Linked DNA regions of Homo sapiens: all the other regions are linked to region 1. The links are chromatin loops, found by intact Hi-C in ENCODE. Cell type or tissue: IMR-90. All regions are shown on one strand.

Region 1 (4,000 bases):
GACTATTTAAACTACTAAATATTAATAGATATTCTTCCCTGGTGAGGATAACATTAGAATCAGAACAATCGATCCTATTTCTTAATGTCCAATTTACATAGGCTACCTTCCATCCATGCAGCATTGCACAGAAAATGTCTTTGTAATTTTTGGATTAGAAAATTTAACAATATGAAAGATCTAATCCCCTCCTCCATTTCTGCAGATTATTTTATTGATTTTGGGCTATTTCCAGTGTCCCCTTTTTCAGTGACTGTGGAATCGCTAGAAGTATTCTTAAAAAAAACCTTGAAGGTCATTAGATCCTAGGCAATGAATGCCTTCATTCAACAAGGGTACTGCCCTCCTTTGCCTACAAGCCGTTTAACATCAGCAAGTTCCCCCAAAGGGCCTGCACTTTAACTTGTGTGATGTGTGACCGAACAGGTCACATATCTAAAATACTTAGCTTTCTCAAATTTCTCTGGTCGGCAGCACTGAGTCACTAATGCCACAGTCACAATGTTTCAGACTAGATTGACCTCTTTCTAGTTTTCAATGGAATTATTCCATGTAATCCGATTTACACAGCCATTTAATCAAAGCGAGAAAGGAGATTACAGAGCTCACATTTGTTTTGCAAAGCAAGGGTGCAAGGATAATCAATCCTACTGCCTCTCAAAGTGACTTGATAGTACATCCCCTGGCTTTGGAGTGTTGGACATTAACCTTATCTGTCTCCTGTGTTCTTGTTTAAATAGGAAGGTTTAGGCTCTTTTCCTGAACTAGAAGGTAGCAGCTTCTTCCCCCAGATCTCACCACCATCCATGGGAGCAGATGCTACTATAAGAAGGAATAGGTCTCTACCCTTCTTATAATTTCGCAGAAAGCTTGTCTAAATCAAGAGATTACAATAAAACTTTTCTTTTGTTGCAAGAATCTTTAACATTTGCATTTCGACAGCACGCTGTGGTGATTCCAGGTGCGGTGCTCAATGCCTTGCCTGAAAGCTAACCTGCTTGTAAGAGAGGGGAGAGGCACATCGCGTCTTTTCTCTTAGAGAGTGCTCTAGAGACTATGCAAGCCTCTTTTAGCCAGGCAATGTCCCTTTCCCCTGCCTTTTACCACACCGGTACAAGGGGCTAGAGTCTTGCAACTTTTTGCAGGCCTAGATATCTGTTTAAAATATGATGCTAAGCAGGTCATTTGATAAAGCATTTTGAGCACATTGATGCCTTCATTCTACACCAACGATGTGTACAAACACCCCGGTTTCCTTTTTCCCCACCACTTCCACCCCTTCCACACATTTCAGGAACTGCAATCTCCAACAGAACCTCTGGGGGGTGAAAGGGCAACCCTTAGCCAACCGCGGCAGATAACACATAACAATTTCTAAGGGGGAAAGTGAGAGGAGGTAACAATCAACAATGGTGAAGAGAACTGTGGATAGGGGCACCGTGGCGGCCCTTTCTAAACGAAGAACCAGGTATTTTCTTCAAGGGAAAAAAAAATCTAATTGTCCCCCCAGGCAGCGCTTTACCCACAGTGCTTTATGTATAATGCAGAATTTAGCAGCACTGGGAATTATCTCAATCACTATCATTCAGAGGTGCCTATTTTATAAAAAGCCTTTATCCCTTTTGAAATGGAAAAAGGTGCGTGCATTGTGGAGGTACTAGAGCTCTTTAGAGCCCACACAGAGCTGCAAACTAGGCAGACACCGCCGAGAGCCAAGTTTCCCGGGCAGGCGGGCAGGTTCCCGCCCCGCCGAGAGCTGCCGCTTAGGAGTTCCGCGTTGGCTTCGCTCCCGCGGCTGCACCCGCGTTCGCGCCGCTCCTGGTGCCCGGCGCCCACCTCGGGGCTACACAAATAAATCTGAGTGAGAGAGCTAGTGAGGGTGGCGCGTGGGGTGCTGTTTCATAATCTCCTGGAATCCACGGGAAAACCGTCTCCTATGCAAAGACATGCCTTCCCGTGATAACTTAACATTCCATGGCCCAAAAGCCAATCTTTCCACCAGACGGGAATTACGGTTTCCGACTGACAGCTCAAAACTTAACTGCTGAGGCTCCAAACTTGACACTGGCTCCCTCTCAGCACTCCCACTCCTTTTCTCCCTGGCTCACCCGGCTCGGCTCGGGATCACACACCACGCCGGCCTCCCCCGCATCCTCTTGTCTCACCCGGCAGGCACAGCCCTGCACGCCCCAGCTGCAAGTCCCAGGGAGCGCCGGCTTCCCCGGGGCACCGGGCGCGATTTTTCCTGGAGAGCCTGGGAGCTCCCGGGCGCGCCCTACTCACTTGTGTCTTCTTCATAAGGAAAGGCAGCGCTGCGATCCAGCACAAACAGTGGTGTGGCGACTCCGTTTAGCTGTTCTGGAGCTCCAGCATATTGCACGAACAGCGGCGGCAGATAGTCCACGCATTGGGTAGCCCGAGCGCAGCGCCCTCTCCACTGTCCCTGCTTCCCGCAGCGCTTCTAGTCTCGGCGCGAGGCGGCGAGCGAAGCCCGGCTGCTGAGCCGCCGGCGCTTTTATACAGTTCCCGCCCGCCTGCTCCGGACACGCCTCCTTCCCTTCCGGAGCCCGGGGTAGGCGAGAAGCAGGCAAGGGCGCGGAGGGAAGAATCGGGAGGGCGGCCAGAGCACGGTAAATGCCCCAGAAGTTTGGCAGATTAGGCCAACCTTGTCCGCTCGCCTGGGGGCCCCGGACCTGCACTGGCGGGAGACCGCGAAGGCGCGGGGACGCAGAGGGCGAAGCTTGGTACCCTGCAGCTACTGCTCGCGAGGAGTCCCAGCTTACCCTCCCGGATCCGCTGGGGCTCACCTGGCACCCCCGGGGACAGACGAAATACCTCGCGCGCCAGAGAGGGCTCGGAGCTCCCTCTGTTATACAAAGTCGGAGAGGGAGAGGAGTCCGGGAGGTTCGGAGCAAAGAATTCACCCTGCCTGCCTTAGAGAAATAAAGTTTAATTGCGATCTGTAGTTAGGCCATTGTCCTATCACCTCTATTTTTTAAAAAAAACAATTACTTTAGTGAATGAATATTTAATAATTACAAGAATTGTTGACTCAAGGTTAAGTATTGCAAGGGGAGACGCTTCATTTGGAATGGTTTGTTACTGTGTCTTTAGAAATTAAGATTGAAAGAGAAGCGATAGATTATTAAACTACAGGTCGCCAACACAGCAAGGCTTTGAAAGTTGTACTTTTTTGAACGGAAAGATAATGCAACCACAATAATAATAGCTAACATCATTATGTGATGCACTTATTCATGTGCCAGGTGCCAGACTAAGAACTTCGCATAGATTATCTCATTAAATTCTTTCATCAAATCTATTAGTGTAGATCTTATTATTTTATTCCCATTTTATGGACGATGAAATACAAGGTTAATTTTCTTGACCAACCATATCTAGTAAATGGCAGAGCTCTAATTTAAACCTGGAGCTCCAGCTGTACAGTCTTAAAAAATACTTCAAATATTTTATTGATTCTCCAGAATGTGTCTGTTTTTGTTTGTATAACTGGAGAACATTCCAAAGCATTTCATTAATTTTTTAAAAGAAAATATTAGCTGAACATTAACATCAGTGATCTTTAAAAGAAAGAATAATGTATGAGTTTAGGAATTAGTTATTTTAATAATAGAGTAGGAGTCCAAATTTGCTTTAATTAGTTCCGGTGCGTTTGTTAAACATGAATATGCCAAACCTGTAATCAGGGCGAAGCTTGTTTATTTCACTCCAGATGTGCTGACTTCTGTGATTTCCCCAAATGTGGGAAACTCGACTGCATAATTTAGTGGGGGACTGCGTTCTCACTTTCTCATGTTAGAAAAAATATGTATAGACAGCACATCAATCATGATTCCAAGTTGATAGTTGCTTAGAAAGATTTTTATACATTAGGTACTCTTAGTACAAATATATCGAACATCAAATATCAAAATGAGCTTAATTTGGATACTGGAGGCATAGCAAATGATTGTTTTTTTTTTCTTCAAGATTTATTTTT
Region 2 (4,000 bases), 60 kb after region 1:
TTGCAGGATGACAAAATCACCTAAAGATTCGTTTTTCAGAATGTGTCTCTGTCATTAAATGATGCATGACTGTAATTGTACAGGTTATAGTATTTAGATTTTATTAAATAGCCAATTGGATATATATTAAATATGAATCACAATAAGTAAATTATCTAAAAACAGTTATGTATTTTTCATTGTAGGATAAGAAATACACATTTGTATTCATTCTGACCTTTAATGTACTAAAAATTAGAAAAATTCGTTGTATATATTATACCATAGATAATTAATGATTCAATGAATTGAAGTCCCTAAGATAAATAATTTAAATTTTCTCTTTAAGTAGGCTTCTAGCAAGCTAAGTATATTGCTATAAAATAGTTTTACTTATAGACTACCCATATTAAATCGTGGCCAGCTCACTATTCAGTGAGCTTGTCTTTTGTCTTCTTTCCAATGCTATAACTATATGTCACATGTATAAATATGTATTACAAAAGTGGTCAGGATTGAACATACGTCATTTGTCTTAATTCAGTCAAACAAATTAGACCTAAATCTTCAAAAAAATCCAGAACTCATATCATTGAATTTCGCTATTTAAATGATTATTTGCCTGGCTTTACTAGTACAATAGCTCCAGCTTTCTTTTGCTCATTCACTTCAGCTCTACAAAGTGCTTGCATCCTTGCATTGTGAGTCCAGGGGTGGAGCTCCCTGTTCCTTCTGGTTTCGGGAACCTTGTATTTCCTCCCCTGCTTGTCTCTTCCTCCCTCTTTTTCTGAAGTTCAAATTACTTGGGCACTGAACAATTTCCCTTATTCTACTTTCAGGAATTATCTCCTGGTTCTGGTTTGTTTACCTGATATGTGACCTCTTACTTCTCTTGACCTCTGTTATTTGAGGGAGGAAACCACTCTTTTAAAAAAAAATTATGAAAAAAGAGCATGAGAGGAGATGTGCTCCTCTTGGAATTTTCTTAGTTGTGTCTTAAGTTTAAGATTGAAATGAAAATATACAATCTTCATTGGAAACTAAGGCATCCTTTAAAGAAATAAATCTTCTGGAAGAAAAAAACCTCCCAGCTATGATGAAATGCTAACTCATAAGTACATTCCATTACAATAAATTATCTAGCCTTTAAAGAGCTTTTACAATTTCAACAACGAGAATCATTTCTAGGAGGAGAAGAAATTTTTTTCTTTCCACAGCATGATTACAAATCATTCTTCCTGCCTTCTGTTTTTCACAATCATAGTGCAGTGAAGAATCCCTTTACTTCCTCTGCTGTAAAAGGAAGGAACTGAAGTCATTAATGGTTCTGATGAAATTAGGAAATTCATACTCTCACATCCCCAAAGAGACCGTATTAGTAGTTTTAGCAGCTTAAAAGACTCTCTCAACTTCCCTCTGAGTTCATTAAGAAAACACACGAGAAATTCCCATATGGAAAGTATGGATTTTTCTCCCCCTAATCACATAAAGTAGTTTCTTGTATTTTCTTTCCTTTCTACTGGAGTGAACTGGATCAAACCACAGGCTACTGCCTATTTCAGTGCATTCTGGTTTATCTATACCACCAATTAGTTGCCACATGCACGTGTACCAAGATAGTCAGCTCTTACGCTTCTAGAAATGTGTTGACCCCTTCTCCTAAGTATGTTTACAGAGCTTTTTGCTAAAGTTTCCAGGCACTTTGTCAAAGATTTACTGTCCATAATGAAGATGGAAGAGACTACAAGCACGGAGAGCAAAGCACACAGCTGCTGGGAGAGACATTGCCAAGATAGGAGTAGCTTTGAAAGATAAATGAAGAGATTATGTTACAAGCATGGCTAAGGACTTCTGGAGGGCTGGCAGAGGCTGCACTTTCATATTACAGGTCTCAGAGTTTTATCCCTTTCTAATGAATTGTTTATGGTCCCTGTACAAAACCAAAAAAAATTTTTCCCCAAAAGAATAATATTTCATCAAAAGTCTTTGTGGCTTTGAGGTAAACATACATTTTAGGACCTAAGAGAGTCAGGGACAATGATTTTCACAAATATTGTATATATTAGAAATGAATGCTTAGATGAATTCAGCATAGTCACACCGTTGTCTTTTCTGCAAATATTTTCTTTAAAAAAATGATGACCTTTAGGGCAGTAGCTTGCTCTGTGGAATATGATTTTAAATAAAATCTAATTTTTGTTTTCATGTTATAGCTACATTTCTTTTCTTTGAAATAATTTCTTTCCCCAATTTGTGTGGTCCTAGGCTATAATTTGTTGAATTTTTAGGTTTCTTTATGCTATATTTTTTCATTTGTCTTTGAGCATCACTCATAACAATTAAATTTCAGAAGATGGTACAGAGATTTGTAATAAATAGAATTTATACAAATGCATGCTAATCTGTACAATTTACATAAATATCTAAATTCTAAGCTTTAGATTTTGTTGTGGTCTATAGAATTTTTTTGTTGTAGGCATGCCTTCCAAATTATAACTTTTATTAGACTAACATTAAATTCCATTTCCTTCCTGAAGAATACACATTGGAAAATAGACAGAGAAGGCAGCCTAGGGTAATACTACACATAATAGATGCTAAATATATCCCGTAGGAGTAAATGTATATATTCTATATAAGTGAAGCAATGTTGCTGAATAAAGCCCTTAAGAAAATCATTGTAAAAACTTTTAAATCAAATATCAGTAATAGAGAACATACCATAGTTAATATAGATATTTGAAAATATATCATGTTTTTCAATTTTTCATAATCATGGTATATCATTTTTTCTGTTTCAATAAATGAAATACATATGTTACTTTAACTTATTTTAAAAACATGTTATGAGGCTTTAATGAATATTGAATTTACCTAGATAATATTTTAGAGAATAAAGTCACATTTTTCAATAGTGCGCATGGTATTAGTCTCTACCAAAGTAACTTTTTAGGCTTATGTTCTAAATTAGTTTGTATTCACCCTTAAATGCTTTTTGATATTGGTCTGAACCCCATAGGACAAAAGGCTACTTTTATTCACTGGTTTAATCCCTTCCTTACGTTTTTCCCCTGTCAAAATGCATTTGCCAGAAATCTTTCCTTCTAGCTATATATTTGTAACAATTACCCTTAGCTGTATCAAGAATGGTGCCATTTTAACATCTTTACTCCATGTAACACAGGCTATCTTTACAGCCTGTAGAAAGACTTGATTGATACACTCAAGGTATTGTAGAGGCTAATTTGAGAATTTTTACCAGATGCTAGGCAGGAAAAGATCATAAAAGTCCAATAGATGCTAGGCAGGAAAATATCATAAATGTCCACTTCTACTACTCTTCACCTGATGCTCCATAAATTACATACCCATTCCTCTTCACTGAATCTTTAAGTTGTGTTGAACGATTAGCTCTAATAAGCATTTTTTTCTATAACTAATTTTTAGGAGTAAAATTATTAGGCACAAATATTTGTGTTTTTTCCTGATAGTCTATTTTTGTATGTTTTTAAAAATAGTTGTAAAGTAATTGTGGTTTTTGCCATTGAAAGTGATGGCATTCATTGAATGCCATTGAAAGTAATGGCAAAAACCGCAATGACCTTTGCACCAACCTAATACAATACCAAATGGGCATCATCTGTATGTGAAAGTAAAGTAGCAGTTTTCACAGAGGGAGTTATAGGAAAGAATTGAATGTGTCTAAAGATATGCACCTACTGGCATTTAGCCCAGAAGACCATGTTTGCAAAACAAAATCAAAAACAAACCCACAAAGAAAAAACACTTAAAACAGTTTAGAAACCTGCCTTGTGCTTGGTTAACAATTGTACCATGTATTTATTTATATCCCACCTTATTCTAGAAAGTATTTCAAGATGACTAAATGTATTTATAATAACAACTCAGAACAGACTTTACAAAACTGGGCAGAATATGCATCAAATTTCTTTCCAAGCCAAAGATAGTGGAGATAGCAAAAGCCACTTTAAAAATCCTTTAATTCCAACTTCTATATGGA
Region 3 (4,000 bases), 410 kb after region 1:
TAGTATATTATTATATACACTATATTATAGTATATTATTGTATACACTATATATTATAGTATATTATTATATACACTATATATTATAGTATATTATTATATACACTATATATTATAGTATATTATTATATACACTATATGTTATAGTATATTATTATATATACTATATATGATAGTATTTATAGAATTACATATAGTGTAAATGTAGTTTTATATGCTATATACATAACACCATATATGTACTATATATAAAAATATATATTGGCCTGTGTGGTGGCTCACGCCTGTAATCCCAACACTTTGGAAGGCCGAGGCGGGTGGATCACAAGGTCAGGAGTTTGAGACCAGCCTGACCAATATGGTGAAACCCCGTCTCTACTAAAAATACAAAAATTAGCTGGGCATGGTGGTACACGCCTGTAGTCCCAGCTACTCAGGAGGCTGAGGCAGGAGAATCACTTGAACCCGGGAGGCGGAGGTTGCAGTGAGCCGAGATCATGCCACTGCACTGCAGCCTGGGTGACAGAGTGAGACTCCGTCTCTCTATCTCTCTATCTATCTATCTAATGCTATATATACTACACATATTACTGTAACTACAGTAATGTAACCATTACTATAAGGTAATGTGACACAAAAAAGGCTACCTGCCAATTTGACTCTATTTTAACTTCAATGGTCTGAGAATTAAAGTGATAATAATGAATCTCCACATACTTTCAATGTTTCAACTATAAATTTTAGAGAACACACATTCCCATCCAATAACATTCTTTTAATCCAAGCGTACATGTGGTACATTTAAGTTGTGCTTTTATGTGAATTTGAATTGCTTTTGGTTTCAAACTGCTTCAGAAAAACACAAGTCATTTTTGCTGCTAGGAGTTGAGGAATCCTTTATATCTGAAAACACGCATTGGGATAAAGCCCCTTATTTAATGTGTCTGTCATTCATTTGTTCCAGAAGTCAATTTGGGGTGTTAACATTTGCAACGCCATAAGTGCAAGAGTGAGCCCTTACCCCTACAGGCAGCTAAACATACAAGTATACGTCTAGCCCTTTCTTTTTGTAGTTTCCTCCTGCCCTTATGCCCAGAAAGGTGGACACTTGCATCCTCAAGTAAATGCAGCATTTTTCAAACTCTTCTCTTTGAAAACTATAGACTCCCATATGATAACTGCCTACCTAGGATCCATGGCCATTCAGGTGGATCCAAATGAAAGCTCCCTCATCTAAGGAAAATAGTTAATGTCTTCATATATTGCAACTCCATCAATAGCTTATCCAAAAATATCACCTTTATAATACAGAGCTCTGCTCTGGCTCTCTATACAAAGAACGCCCAGAATAAATATGATGATAACAGGAAAACAAAGACCAAACATTTTGAAGGCATAATGTCTTCTATTTTTCACATATGACCAACTAAACTAAGAGCACCTCAAACATCCTCATTTTCTGCTTAAGAAGAGTAACAAGAAGTACCCTCATTTTCTACACAAGAAGGACGACTAGTGGTCAAAAGACGTACTTTTCTCTTGATTTTCATGCCTTGAATCCATAGAATCATATTTTTGCAATTAAAATTGTAGATAACTTACTTTACATTTATTACTGTGGAGAACAAGGCCATGAAAAGAAGAAGTAAATTAATTACTCAAGGTTGCCTATTTAGTGATAGATGTAAGTCTCTTTCTAACATATAGCCCCTCTTAGGTCTAATTGTCTTTGGTTGTGAATATGCGGTGGGAAATAATTAGCTCAGATTCCTTTGGTGTTGTCCAGAAGAATTTGGTTCTTTGCGCAAACACAAACTGCAAACACTATGCTCGAAAACTGGGAATCTTATGATTCAGTCTTCCTAGAGAATTTAAGTAGGGGTTTGTCTTAGTTTCTGACTGTTTTGGTTTTTGGGGGTTTTTGTTTTTGTTTTTTTGAGATGAAGTTTTGCTTTTTTGCCCAGGCTGGAGTGCAGTGGTGCAATCTCAGCTCACTGCAACCTCTGCCTCCCGGGTTCAAGGGATTCTCCTGCCTCGGCTTCAGCCTCCCGAGTAGCTGGGATTACAGGCATCCGCCACCATGCCCAGCTAATTTTTTGTATTTTTAGTAGAGACGGGGTTTTACCATGTTGGTCAGGCTGGTCTCAAACTCCTGACCTCAGATGATCTGCCCACCTCGGCCTCCCAAAATTCTGGGGTTACAGGTGTGAGCCACCATGCCCGGCCAGTTTCTGACTGGTTTTGAAGCCTCCTGAAAAGAAGTAGGTGTTACAAATTTATTTTGGTTGATAAGTGTGCATTGAAACTTCTCCTACTGAGTTATTGCTGAGCAAGTAGATGGAAACTTGGAATGCTGTACCAAGAGTAAGCTCACCATCCTTCTATCCACATACCTAAACATCTCAAAAACCCAGTTGCCAAAGCCCTGCATTCCTTAGCCCATGACTAAATGTTAACACTCTTGCCTGATTATATGTGTCTAGAAATAAATATGCACCAACAAGTGCATAATTTTAACTAAATTTAATTGTGCTTTAGAAACTTGAAATAGCTAGTAGATAATGAGTGTGTCTGGAAGTGATTGTTTTAAATTCAGCGCTTAAGCAAAGATTTCTGAGAATCATCTAAGCATTTGCTTTTCATCACTCCATCAGTGTTTCTTAATTTTAACACAAAATGGGCTTGTGGGCAGAAGACTCCTACACAAGAGGGAAAAAAAACTCTTCCTAAACATGGCTAGTGTAACAACAACACCAGGACATTAAAGGAAGGAGAACTAAGAAATATTCTCTTGAAAGTGAACTGACTGAGCTGAATTTGTAGCCAAGCAATGTGCAGGAATGAAGTAATTCTGGTATTTCTGACCTCCTACTCAAAGATGTTCCAAATTTCACATTTTCTGGTGTACACAATGTCTCAATACTGCTCACAGTAACCATATCCTCTGATAAGACCAACACATGAAGAAGTTTTGGGGGATGAATTATTTATGATGAACTTCGAAGATTGCAGAATTTCACAAGTTTTAAGCAGACAAGAGGCAAAGAACCTCCTCAGGAAAAACAATCATATGTGAGTAAAATTCAATGGTTCAGACTACCTCTTCTATGAAAGTATTTTCTTGTACTCTCAATGGAAAGTGGTCTTTTTCTTATTTGAATAATCAATCTCAATCTCTACAAATTATCTTGAGTACATAAAGGGTGAATTCTGTGTCCCACATGAAGTTGTACAGGTGGTAAGTGGTAGTAGTATGTACTTACTGTCTTATTCAACACTGGTGAAGCACTTATGGTGTGCCATGAGCCATGCATGGTGCTGAAGTCACTAAGAAAGTAAAAGTCTAATAACAGAGCCAGATTTCTTAAATTCCAATACAATGGTGTGTGTATGTCGATAATGTATTATCCAAACATTTATTGATAAGAAAATAAGATGTCCCAGTTTGCCCACCTTACACCTGTTGTGCCAACAGAATGATTAATAGCATCCTGGTTTAGACAGCAAATTATATACTTACCCTATTTATTAAACAACTCATGCATGTCAAGCACCAGAAATAAAAGAAAATTTCTGCATTTAAGGAGTTAAATATCTAGTAGAGGAAATAGACAAATAAACAATTTTAATGCATGTGATAAATGTTATATATTATAGATATATGTAGAAGGCCGTCAAAGTTTATTTGTAGCATATCTGTTCCAGACCAGGCGTCAGAAATACTTTTCAGTGTCCAAAAGGCATGTGGCAGGTTGTCTTAAATGAAAAAAAGGAGTTAGTTAAGTGAAGAAAGAACGTTCCAAACAGAAGGAGATGTAGTTGCCAAGGCAAAGGAACAAGAGAGATTGTAGCAATTTTCAAGAACTGAAAGCATTTGATCTGTCTGGAGCATTGCCTGCAAGCAGGGAGGTATAGAAGATGGAGCTGGAGGGATAATAGCTGGATCATGAGGGACTTCATTTGCCAATTTAAGGTCTGAACTGAATTCTGAGGCTTGAGGA
Region 4 (4,000 bases), 300 kb after region 1:
CAACATCAGACAGAGTAATTGATTCCTGTGCTGAGAAGTCTTGCCCTAATTTCTATTAGGAAGTGAGGAGTCAATTAAATAGTTTGAATGAGCTTCATTTATTGAGATATACAACATGAAAAGAAATCCTATCTTCCATTTAGAATATTCTAAAATGTTGATTAGAATTGGTAGATTATAATAGTTATTAATAATAATTGTTAGTTCTCTTGTACTTCATTAGAAAAAAAACTTTATGAAACAGGTATTATATGTCTATATTTCTATTTTCCAGTTGTGGAAATTGAAGCAAAAAGACACTGAGTCTTGTGGTCACACAGATAATAAGTAAGAGTCAACCCTAAATAATCTGATATTACAAGCCTCACTCCAAACTTCTCTGCAATTTGTAAACCCAAGGCCCTTGTGAGGACATATATGTTGTTATATGTAAAAGATCCTGCAAATCATAATGTATAATACCAATGAAAGCTATCATTTTGCCTAAAAAGTGTGAAAGTCAATAAACGGTTTTAAAGATATAGGCACAAATTTGCAAACTCTAAGCTACTTGCCCATTGAACCAAAAAGAAGGAGGAGGAGGAGGAGAAGGAAGAGGCAGATGGTGGGGGAAGGGGACACATAAACAAGGAAAAATATAAGAAAAAAAAAGGATGTTGACTTTTAAAATTGTTTTTAGGTATAACGGTCTTTACTTACTTTCCTTCTTTCCCCTAAGTAGTTGTTAGATATTTAGTAAAACACATTTGTGAGATTAATTGTAGGACTAATTTAGATAGTGCTACTTTGAAGACCACACTTAAGCATATACCTAGGAATGACTCCTCTTTCTCATTTTCACTTACTAGACTAGTTTTTTTCTCTATGTGTCCTGTTTTACATGCCTTACTTTTCATAATGTTCAACTATCCCCAACTATGTAAAGATCATTTAATCCATGAGTCTGGATTAAATAGCTGTTGGAATTAATAAATGTGTAAATAAGAAAGGAAGCAAATACTGATGGAGCCACTTCTAAAACTTCATGGTCCAATAAAACCATATTATTCTAGAGGGAAAAGACATTTGAATATTTATTGTAACTCTGAGTGTACAAGATAATGTGGTGCAAAGTATTTTAGTATTTGAAATAAACAGAATTGGCATCTTTGATTCCACCACCAACCACCTATCTGATCCCAGGTAATTTATTAAACAGTCAACCTCATCATCTTCATGAGAAAAACAGAGTTAATAAAAACATACCTTTCAGAATTTTGGGGATACATTTAGAAAGATATAAAATATGTCCAACAAAATGGCTTTTCACATTGCAGGAAATCAATAATTTTTAGTCTTTTTTTCCTTCTCGTTATCCGCTTTCCCATCTCTCCCCTTTGTTTCATGTCTAGATCAACTATGTCAGTGAGAACAAAAAATACTTACGCACTTCTGGGTTTAAATAATGTGAGACTTCTTCATGTGAGACTTAAAAAAAATGGATTAACTGTAAGTCTTCATTTCATTGGATGCCCTAAAAGAGCTAAATTGGCTTTTTCTGGTTTTCTGTGGGTCTGTATTTTCATAAAAATTATTAAGATTCATTTGTAAGATACAAATTTAACATTTGTACATTACAAAAATTACGGAATTTTAGAATTAGAAGGGATCAGGAGAAAAGAGATGAACAATTCAAACGATCAACAACTTGTGAGTGCTTACTATATACTAAGATAGGAGGTTTCTGTCCTTTTGAAGTTTATGTTTCAGTGGGGCAGGTAAACAATAAGTAAGAGTCAACCCTAAATAATCTGATATTACAAGCCTCATTCCAAACTTCCCTGCAATTTGTAAACCCAAGGCCCTTGTGGGGACATATATGTTGTTATATGTAAAAGATCCTGTAAATCATAATGCATAATACCAATGAAAGCTATCATTTTGCCTAAAAACTGTGAAAGTCAATAAAGGGTTTTAAAGATATAGGCACAAATTTGCAAACTCTAAGCTACTTGCCCATTGAACCAAAAAGAAGGAGGAGGAGGAGGAGAAGGAAGAGGCTGAGTTCTATTCAGCTCTTGTGTCCAAGAAAGGACTGGTATTGATTGAGTGGTGAAGGAAAACCTATCCAAGAAAGTTACATTTAAGCAGATACTTAACCACATGAAGAAGTCAGTTGTATGAAGGATGGAAGAATTATGGACAGGAAATTGTAAGAGATTCAGAGGGAAGAATCTTGGCCTGCTTGAGGAACCACAAGCAGATTACTCAAAAATAGAAATGGAGAAAGTGATAAGACATGAAGTCAGCAAGGTAAGCCGGGACACATTGTGTAGGGTCTTGAAGACATGAAGATAGTGTTTGGATGTGTGTCTGCACTCAAATCCTATATTGAATGTTATCCCCATTGATGGAGGTGGGACTTGGTGGAAGGTGATTGGCTCATGGGGGTGAATTTCTTATGAGTAGTTTTGCACCATCCCCCTTGGTACTGTCTTCACAACAGTGAGTGAATTCTAATGAGATCTGGTCATTTACAAGTGTGTAGCACCTTCCCCCTCTCAGTCTTGCTCCTGGTTTCATCATGTGATGTGCCTGCTTCCTTTGTGCCTTCTGCCATGGTTGGAAGTTTCCTGAGTCCTCCCCAGAAGCAGATACTGCTATGCTTTACATACAGCCTGCAGAACCGTGAGCCAATTAAACCTCTTTTTAAAATAAATTACCTAATCTCAGGTATTTATTTATAGCAATGCAAGAACAACCTAACACACATGGTAAGTAGTTTGAGTTTTACCTTATGTGAAATGGGAAGCTGTTGGAAGACTTTGAGCATGAGAGTGACAGATATAATTTATAAATTTAAAAGATAACTCTGGATGCCATATGGAAAATAGATGGTCAGTGGGCAAGAACGGAAGCAAGAAGGCCAGGTAGAAGGTATTGCTGTATTAAAAAATGAACAAAATGGTTATTTGGATTAAGGTGGAAATAAGTAGTCACATTTAGGTAGAGTCAATGGAACTTGGTTATGGATTGAATTGGGGAGTGAGACACCTCAAGAAACCAACTGTGACTCCTAAAATTTTGGCTTCAGCAAATGGTTGGAAGTTGCTGCCATTTAGTGTGATGGGAAAGATTTGAGGAAAAGAAAGTTTGGGGTCAGAAGAATTCAGCTTGAACTTGGTAAGTTAGAGATGATTATAAGACATTCAAAAAACATGTTGTCAAATAGTCAATCAGATACACAGCTCTTGAGTTTGGGAGAATAGTCAGAGATGGAGATGTAATTTGGTTGGCTGGCATTATGCAGATGGTTTTTAATGCCATGGGCCTGAGTGAATTCTTCTAAGGAAGGACTGTAGTTACAGAAGGGGTGAAGGCCAGAAACTGAGAACCAAGGAACTTTAACATTTATCTGTTGGAAAAGGAGGAATTAGCCAGAGAATTTGAGAAGTATCAAACTACTGAGGTAGAAGGAAACCCAGGCAAGACTAAAAGACAATCAGCAATAATTCAGAGATAATTCATGAAAAGTACTGAATACAATTTCAAGAGAATGCCAAGAAAATGACAGTTCATCAGTCTTAAAGGTCAATATTATGATAGAACCAATGCTGAATTTTTAATGATTCTGCCAGATTGAGACAGTATGTTCCTGATTAGTATTATTTTATTCCAAAAGCCTAGAAGAAAGCCTGAAATTCTGAAAAGAACTGGTAGAGAGAAAGAAGGAAAAATATGAAGGGAGAGGTCAGATGGTGGTCCTTTGAAGACCTTGCCTCAAGTATTTCCCTTGTCAGGGCCACTAATTTTCAAAAGGAAATTGAAGCAAGGAAAAAGGTCATGTAGGTTCCTTTTCCTTGCAGTTGCATATTGAAAGCCCCCCATGCCACTGCCAGTAGCTTCTTCTTGCCACTTCCCAAGTTATTCGTCTCCACTCTGGCTCTAGTTCCAAACCAAAATGGGAAGCAGAAACTCTACACAGTAATTTAGGTCATAATCTAACTGCCTAAGTTAGTTG
Region 5 (4,000 bases), 150 kb after region 1:
ATAGAAAATAATGAATCCTTAGGTTATCTGTGGCAGCCAGAAGACATGTTCCCTGTCAAAACTGATTTTAAGCAACAATTAGAGACAAAATTTCTTTTTGAATAACCAAATCTTTAAAATTTATGTTTTACAATAGACATTCTTGTTCTTTAAATATAGTTAACAAATTACTGATTTTAAAAAATAATCTGAAAATCTCCCCAATCTGTAGCAAAATTTTGATTTAAGTATTGGATATTCAGTTTTCCCAACCTTTTTTCATTATTTCTATGTTATAGTACTTTCCTTTATAAATGTAGGTCAAATGAAAATCATGTTTCCTTTGCTTTCTCCAAAGTCATTCTTAATTTCTTTTCCTTTTTGTCTGAGCTATTTCTGCTTCCCTTGATGCTTAATGTTCCAAAGTAGTTGAGGAATGTCAAAATATATTGCCCTAGATATGTACATTGCTAACTATTATTGTGCCCTGTCATCAAAGTTCTTTTAATTCTAGGAAGAAATTATATAAATCTTCAGAATAATTTATTGATACTAGCTTCAAATATACTCAACGTGTTAATAACAATAATCAATTCATTTTGTTATGTATTTTATTTTTCTCAAAAGTATAAATTTTTGTTTTGGAGAAGTTATTCCTTTACATGTGTAATGAAGATCTGGAACCTTCTTTGTAATACTGCTTTCTAGGGTCATAATCACAGGTTTCCTTGTAACCTATGTCATTAATAATAGTATTATTAGCACCAAAAATTATTAATAATAATAACCACAACAAACTATTATTTACTATGTGCTGATTGCTGCTACATCTTTTATGTGCATTATCTCATTTAATTGTTTGGAGGTACTAACATTAAATTCTTAACAGATGAGAAATATGAAGCTTGGGAGATATTATACTTGCTCTAGGTAACAATGAAAGTAGGTGGCACTGCCAATAAAAGTGGAGGAATAGGGATATAAACACAAGTCTATCACACAACATTTCTTGAGCAAAGAACTGTGTTGGATGATGTCATTTAATTCTTTTACAAATCTTAGGAGATAAGTATAACTTTATACCAATTTTATAGATGAAGAAATAATGACAGTTAAGTATATTTGCTCACTAATGTAGTTTGGATATTTGTCCCCTCAAAATCTCATGTTGAAATGTATTCCCAATGTTAGAGGTGTAACCTAGTGAGAGGTATTTGAGTCATGGGGGCAGATCTCTCATGACTGGCTGATGACGCTCCCATGGTAAGGAGTAAGTTCTCACTCTATTAGTTCATAGGAAATCTGGTTGTTAAAAAGAGCCTGGCACTACCTCCTCTCCCTCTTGCTCCCTATCTTGTCATGTGACACACTGACTCCCCTTCCCCTTCTGCCATAAAGGACTCAGCCTGAAGCCCTCACCAGAAGCTGATGTTGGTTCGTGGTTCTTGTACAGCCCACAGAACTGTGAGCCAAATAAGCCTCTTTTCTTTATAATTACCCAGACTCACGTATTCCTTTACAGTAATGCAAAATGGACTAACACACTCCCAATTACATACCCATCAAGTAACTCACTCTGTATTTATTGAATGACTCAGTAAACAAAATACTTTTTGAATGGCTATTATGTCATTGAAAATGGTACTAGATTCTGAGTTTATAAAGATAACACATATATATTCACTGTCCTATAGGGATTTACTGCCTAAAGAGAAACAAACCATTTCAGTATGGTGCTTAATAGAGGAGATATCCACAGTGGCCTATGAGAAGCCACTGGAGAGGAGTATCCTAATTCAGATAGGGCATGAGATGGCTTGGAGAAAGAATGGTTTCTGAGAAGAAATGCTGCTTGAACTGCAACTTGAAGAATAAATAAGAATTAGCTAGGTGAAGGGAGGGAAGAGAAAAAGGATATTCTAGAAAGAGGGACAAAAAGCATGTGCAAAGTCTGGAGATGAAAGCTTGACAATTTCTAGGAGTCATCAGAGTAGCCAGCAGAATAATGAGGAGATAGTAGGGAGAGGTGAGGCAGAAGGAATAAGAAGGCATGAGGCCATGGATCTCCTAGGATGCATCTTAAGTTGTTTGGGCTTTTTTATTCTGAAGGCAATAGGAAGCTGTAAAAGTACCCGTAAAACAAAAGATCAGAAAGATTGGTAAATACGAAGATCAAATTGGAGGTGGAAGGCAGGAAGAGGAATAACTTATAAATCCATTGTAGTAAATATCACAACATAATGTCACACTAAATCATTGACTGCAGGAATAAAAGACATTTGCCAGAATCAAAGATATGAAGGTGGTAGAACTGACAATATTTGGTAAATGATAAGCTGAAGGGGCTGAGGGTAAAAGAGGACTTTAGGATGACTTCCAAGTTTCTGGAAACTTTTTATGGTTTCTTGACTTTGTGTAAAGTGCATGTTTATGTGATATAACTAAATCAGCTACATACACTGCCTACTAGCCTATGTGTCATGAAAATTTGAAGTGAATAGATTAACTGTGCGGTTATTATTATCTGAATTGTATTTACTATGGAAGTAGGGTAGCTGAGATGCCAAATAAATTGTTCTAATACCTGAACTAAGTGAATTAGCCAAGGGATGATTCCTTAATTATTCCCACTAAAATTTTTATTTAAAAAATTTGCAAATTCCTGAGTATCTTTTGTATATCTTTCACTACCAAAACTTCTTTTTACTTCAGTGACCAAGCATCATAATCTTATACTGTGAAGGTTGAAAGAAGATTTTTTTTAAATTAAGTTGATCAAAAGAATTTTTAGAAACTGCCAGTTTAGTTGATATATTATTTTTTTCCTTATTCAATCTTTTGTTTCAAAGTTCTGAGATGATGTTTACATAATCTGGGATTAAAAATATGAGTCTGTCTTTCTAAATTGTGTGTTTGTTTGCAGGATGCAGGATACAGGCTTGGAATCTCTTGAGATTTCGCTATTCTATCCTAAACACTAAGGGGCTGTTGAGGACTCATTCTTGATCTAAGAATTCTCTGGGGGTCTTAGGGTTATCCTAGCTCCATCTCAGGCATCATGATTTGTTCTAGGCTACTGTTGAAGCCAGGAGCTGTTCAGAGGGTTGGAGAAAGAAAATTTCAAGATGCAGGTATTAGTGTTCAATGCACTGGGTTTCTGAAAATTACTCATTAGCCCCTTCTGAAAGTCAAAAGCTAGTAAAACTGCAGAGGACAGAGATGTCCTGCCCTTCATGTGGAACTCAGGAGGATATAGGGGTATTCATTTGGCCTATCCTGCCACCTATTCTACTCAACTGTTGCAGTTCTAGTTTAGAACAACTAATTATTTAGTTGTTCATCCCAACTTCAGTTGTTCATCTCAAAGTAGAGCTGCAACAGTTGAGTAGCACAGGTGGCAGGCCAAATGAAAAAGAGGACTGAAAACTGATACTCAAGTCTCCTTATCTATGTGACAAAGAAGAAAGCCAATGAGTGGTGCAGGAAAAGAGCTTAAAGATGAGAGCTAGCATAGCTGCTGGAGGTCCCAGAGGTCCAGGGCTTCTGTATCAGGGGATGAGCAGAAGGTGGCTAAATCTGGGCAATGACAATGGTCATTTCCTGCCTTGCCTGAGCCAATGGAAGAGTGGAGTATCCTGAGGCATGTACACTAGCAAAGAAGCAGTCATGAACCAGGTCCCCCTCTGCCTACATCCAGAGTCTGTGTAAGCCCCTCACCCTCACCCCAGAACCCCCAGAGCTTCATCACCCTAAAGAGAAGAGATAGAAAAAGAAAAGAGGGAAAAGTCCTGAGAGAAATTCTGAAGTGATCGAGTAGTTTCCCAGGAGAAATTCAGTTTAAACCAGAAGTAACTAAATTGTCTTAAAAGAATTCAGTTTTGCACTATCAAACAGAATTGAGGCTTGAGAGCTAAGTGTGGCTATAGAATACCAGTGAGGGTGAACTGTTAGTGGGGTGGTAACTGCAGAATTACTGTCAGGATATGAGTGCTGGCTAAAAATCGATGATTCAGGGCTCATG
Region 6 (4,000 bases), 250 kb before region 1:
GGCACAAGTCAAGGTCTAAAAGTGTAATTGACACAATCTGCATTTTCAATCATAGCCATCTCTTGAAGGATGTCTAAAACTTGAGAAGATCATTCATGAATTCAAAATTGGGAGAAGGTAGCATGGAAAATTGGTGCCACTATTTCTGTCTTGGATCACTTCAACCATAAAAAGACTTTTTTTCCCCTCTCTTTAAGGGTTTTGGTATTAGGAGTGCTTACTTTTGTCAACCTCTTTGGTCAGTAGGATGGAAAATATATACTAAACTTTTAATAAAAATAATATAAAATTAACAATGTCAAACAATAAAGATGTTTATGCATCAAAATCATCCTTTCCTCCTTTCACCTTTAAGATATTCTCCAGAGATAAGCACTATAAACCATATCTTTTATATCATTCTAGAAATGTTTTATGTATATACAAGCATTTTCATAGACATGTATGTTTAAACATAACTGTGATTGTAGTTTACATGGGAATTTAGGCTTTGTTTTCTCTGTTTAATATATTTTGGTTGTCTTTTTATATTGACTCTTACAGAATCTACCTTATTCTTTTAAAAATTGCTAATATTTTATTGCAAGGTTCCTGCAATTAATATGCCAAATCTCTATTATAGGCATTTAGATGGATTTCAACTTATCAATTATACTGCAATACATGTGCTTATATGTAATCTTTAAGAATTTGTATATACAGCCATGTAGTGTGAGAAATTTAAAAAAAATAAAAACAAAGAATTTGTATGTATATATTTGAGGAAAAATTTTATGAAAACAGAAATGTCAGGGCATGTACACTTAAAAATTTGAAAGCTATTATCGAATAACTCTGAAGGGGAAATATTAATACATTTCCATGTCCCCTAATTCCTACAGCTAATTCAGTATACACAGAACTATTAAACAGCAAAATCACAACATTGATTTGGATAACTTTTACTCTCAAAGATATATTCAATTTTTAATTAAATTAAATAACCATGGAGCAAAGTGTTTTAGGGATGAAGAAGAGAGAGTCTGTTTTAAAGATCTTGGCCTTAATGGTTTCTTTTCATCAACAGTCAGAAAGACCTGTGGACAACATTCTAAGGAAACATTAAGAAGTTGTTTTATTACAGGTATTTTCTAGGAAGCTACTCAAAAGAAAGTGAACCTTGTATTTGCAGGAATCTGTGTTGTAGCCAATAGAAAGGCATGGCTAAATCAAGAGAACCACCACTGGTGACATTAGTTCTTACACTTTTAATTTTTTGGACCCTTATGTTTAACTTAGAGACATAGAAACAGCTGTAATTTGTATATCACCTCTAGTAATAGTCCAGAATGCATTGTCACAGAGGCAACTAATGTGAGAAGTAAAAGAGGAATAATGAATGGCTAATAAGTTTCACCAATTATCTTTATCAGGAGGGATTGACAGTTAACATCAGAATCACATTATTACGTGATTCTAAGTTACCAGTATTTTGAAATTTATTTATGCCTAAGTTTTAGCTGTCTATTAGATGACATATCTTATTTATACGTAATTGCATGACCACCCTACATATAATAGACCATGAACACATATCAGTGTCTCTCTTATTTTTCTAAAATTAATTATGTTAATTATGGGTTGTACTTTTAAGTCAGAAAACTTTCTGCATCTTTTTTAAGCCTATAGAGAAAGGTCCCCTTTTTCCTATTGTGTAGGGGAAATACTCAAATAAGAAGATCCAGTGAGTACTGACTATCAGCATCCAAGCTGCTGCAAGAAGCTTGATTTTCTTATTTAAAAAATGCCTGAACAAGATGAATAGTAGCAAGACCTGTCCTGTTTTGTCCATCTCCTAACATTGTAAAAGAACAAGCATGTTTCTGCAAAATCTGTTTGCCTGTAATGTGTGTGTGTGTGTGTGTGTGTGTGTGTGTGTGTGTGATGATAATAATGAGATTGTGGATGGAGAGAGTGATATAAGTTCCCTTGCTTTGCATCTTACTACCCAAAGTTTCTTTGCTTTTCCAATCCTGAGCACTTGTGGTGGGAAGACATGACTCTGACTGACTCAGCCAGCTGGGTTGAGTCTGTGTCTATTGATACTTGTCCTATGTTTATTTCCCTGTAGCTGAACCATATCCTTGTTCTCTCCTGTCTCATTTTCAGGCAGAATTCCTGGAATGACTCAGCTCTGCAGCTCACTTAATTCCCATAAGTTATCTCTATTTGGCCCATAACTAGCCTGTATTTTCTTGAGTTTCTTTGGTGACTGTTTCTCATTGTTGCTTCCTATCCACCATTAGGGCTACAGTTTTAATCCATGTTTTGCCCATGTACTCCTGTTAATTCTACTCCAGCTTCCCTGAAAAATAGGACTTGAGCCCAATTCCTTGCAGGCTTCACGGCCAGCAGAGCACAGTGGTGTATCACCCTGCTGGAAGCTATAGTTGATGACTTTATGGCTTGTGTAATAAGGAGGTAGAATCCTTAGCATTTCTAGAGGGTAGGCATAGGCCCATAAACTTACATTCCTTCAAATTCCTTCCACTTAGAAACCTCTGTCTTCTCAAAATGATTAATAATAGATTCCAGCTATCAAAACAACTATTTTCAAACAGTAGATTATTACACAACAAGCAGGAAGTTGTGACTCAAATGTTTTAATTTTATAAACAGTTTATGATGTATTATGAGAGAGCAGAGATATTTTCAAAAGTATTTTATTGTAACTATTTGCTTTACCGAACTTTCGGCAAAAGGCAGAATAACAAAAATCTTAAAATGCTGGCATCAGTGTAACCCATTTGTTGTTTGTGTCTGGTTAAGAATTTGTTTAAAGACAGCATACAAAATATAAACGTGTCAGTTGTTTTCACCCTGATACTAAACGTTTATCATGGTGTGCTGGAGCCAGGGACTCAGCAGCCACTGAGATTTGAGCTAGGCTGCAAATTTAGCTGGACACTGACCAACAGTATAACATTGAACAGCTCACTTGACTTCTCTGAGGCTCATTTTATCTCATCTGTAATAATGATAGTTAGATATCCTCTCTTTTAAAGACTTAAATAGGGAATGATACATGAAGGCACTTAGCACAATGCTGATCAGACGAATTGTCTAAAATGCATTCATTACTTTTCCAACCTTTTTTCAAAAATAAAAAAACTATTAATTCAACTGGAAAACTATACAAAAGTGAGCCTATCAGATGCTGTGAAATTTCTGATGTATTTTTCTTCTTTGTTATTTCTGCAATATGATTCTTGACAGTAACATGTGATAAGAACACCAGAATGACATCAAAGAAATTTAGGAACTTCAAGACCACCAAGTATCAAAGATGCTTTTAAATAACATAATTTGAATAAATTGAATGCATTTGAATAAGGTGTCTAACCAGAGATTGAACTAATCCTTAATACATTTAACAAGAAATTAAAAAAAGAATCAATCAAAAAATGATCTCATCTGGAATTTTTAGTTACATGGCATTTGTCTGATAGTCTCCAATGTCTTTTCCCTTACTTTCCACTAAAACATTTACGAAGGTAATGGGAGAAAATGTTACAAAGCAATATTAAACACTAAGGTCCATAGACTACCTAGAGTCAGATTTGGGGAGGAATCTTTGTCAAATATATGAAAGTTGAAGTGATTAGAAAAAAAAATTTACTTCAGTAAATACAACGGGGGTACAGGCATTGGCTAACTACCCCCATTCCAAAAGGGATAAATTGGCCAAAACCAAGGGGCTACAGGCCCTGTGCAAGTTTGAAACCCAGCAAGGCAGTCATTAAATCTTAAAGTCCCAAAATAATCTCCTTTGACTCCATGTGTCACATCCAGGCAACACTGATGCGAGGGGTGGGCTCTACCCATTATCCAGTTCCAAAGCTGCTTCCACATTTTCAGGTATCTTTACAGCAATGCCCCACTTTCTGGTACCAGTTTTCTGTATTAGTCCATTCTCTCATTGCTATAAAGAACAACCAGAGACTGGGTAGTTTATAAAGAA

The links. Hi-C counts contacts between places; a loop is a spot of excess contacts. Peaks named below come from ENCODE experiments on the same cell type or tissue, not always from the same donor. Only the 100,000 strongest peaks of a DNase experiment are listed, where the experiment ranks them.
Region 2: it touches region 1 in a loop (2.0-fold over the local background); 6 of 110 quality-filtered maps call a loop at or near these places.
Region 3: it touches region 1 in a loop (6-fold over the local background); 42 of 110 quality-filtered maps call a loop at or near these places.
Region 4: a loop joins it to region 1, with 2.8 times the contacts of the local background. A loop is called at or near these places in 3 of 110 quality-filtered maps.
Region 5: a loop joins it to region 1, with 2.3 times the contacts of the local background. A loop is called at or near these places in 2 of 110 quality-filtered maps.
Region 6: it touches region 1 in a loop (4-fold over the local background); 5 of 110 quality-filtered maps call a loop at or near these places.

Annotation. Positions count from the first base shown.
Region 1 is chr12:88,577,981-88,581,980 of GRCh38, forward strand. It overlaps KITLG (KIT ligand), which reads right to left and starts at 2,491. Exons shown (of 10, transcript NM_000899.5): 1 at 2,284-2,491. The coding sequence starts at 2,298. It overlaps LOC105369885 (a long non-coding RNA gene), which reads left to right and starts at 2,556. Exons shown (of 4, transcript NR_188177.1): 1 at 2,556-2,630. It also overlaps the pseudogene RNU1-117P. In IMR-90, CTCF peaks have their summits at 1,307 and 2,466; a DNase peak (open chromatin) is centred at 2,461; H3K4me3 peaks cover 2,742 bases; H3K27ac peaks cover 1,736 bases.
Region 2 is chr12:88,637,894-88,641,893 of GRCh38, forward strand. No RefSeq gene overlaps it. Among named protein-coding and RNA genes, the nearest start is that of KITLG, 59 kb to the left of the region's middle. In IMR-90, no CTCF peak of the experiment used is centred here; a DNase peak (open chromatin) is centred at 1,748; H3K4me3 peaks cover 251 bases; H3K27ac peaks cover 787 bases.
Region 3 is chr12:88,992,337-88,996,336 of GRCh38, forward strand. No RefSeq gene overlaps it. Among named protein-coding and RNA genes, the nearest start is that of LINC02458, 25 kb to the right of the region's middle. In IMR-90, a CTCF peak has its summit at 1,514; a DNase peak (open chromatin) is centred at 1,495.
Region 4 is chr12:88,880,306-88,884,305 of GRCh38, forward strand. No RefSeq gene overlaps it. Among named protein-coding and RNA genes, the nearest start is that of LINC02458, 140 kb to the right of the region's middle. In IMR-90, no CTCF peak of the experiment used is centred here; no DNase peak of the experiment used is centred here.
Region 5 is chr12:88,726,001-88,730,000 of GRCh38, forward strand. No RefSeq gene overlaps it. Among named protein-coding and RNA genes, the nearest start is that of KITLG, 150 kb to the left of the region's middle. In IMR-90, no CTCF peak of the experiment used is centred here; DNase peaks (open chromatin) are centred at 1,231 and 1,531; H3K4me3 peaks cover 216 bases; H3K27ac peaks cover 350 bases.
Region 6 is chr12:88,323,137-88,327,136 of GRCh38, forward strand. No RefSeq gene overlaps it. Among named protein-coding and RNA genes, the nearest start is that of TMTC3, 180 kb to the left of the region's middle. In IMR-90, a CTCF peak has its summit at 2,416; DNase peaks (open chromatin) are centred at 2,115, 2,505 and 2,915; H3K4me3 peaks cover 204 bases; H3K27ac peaks cover 2,079 bases.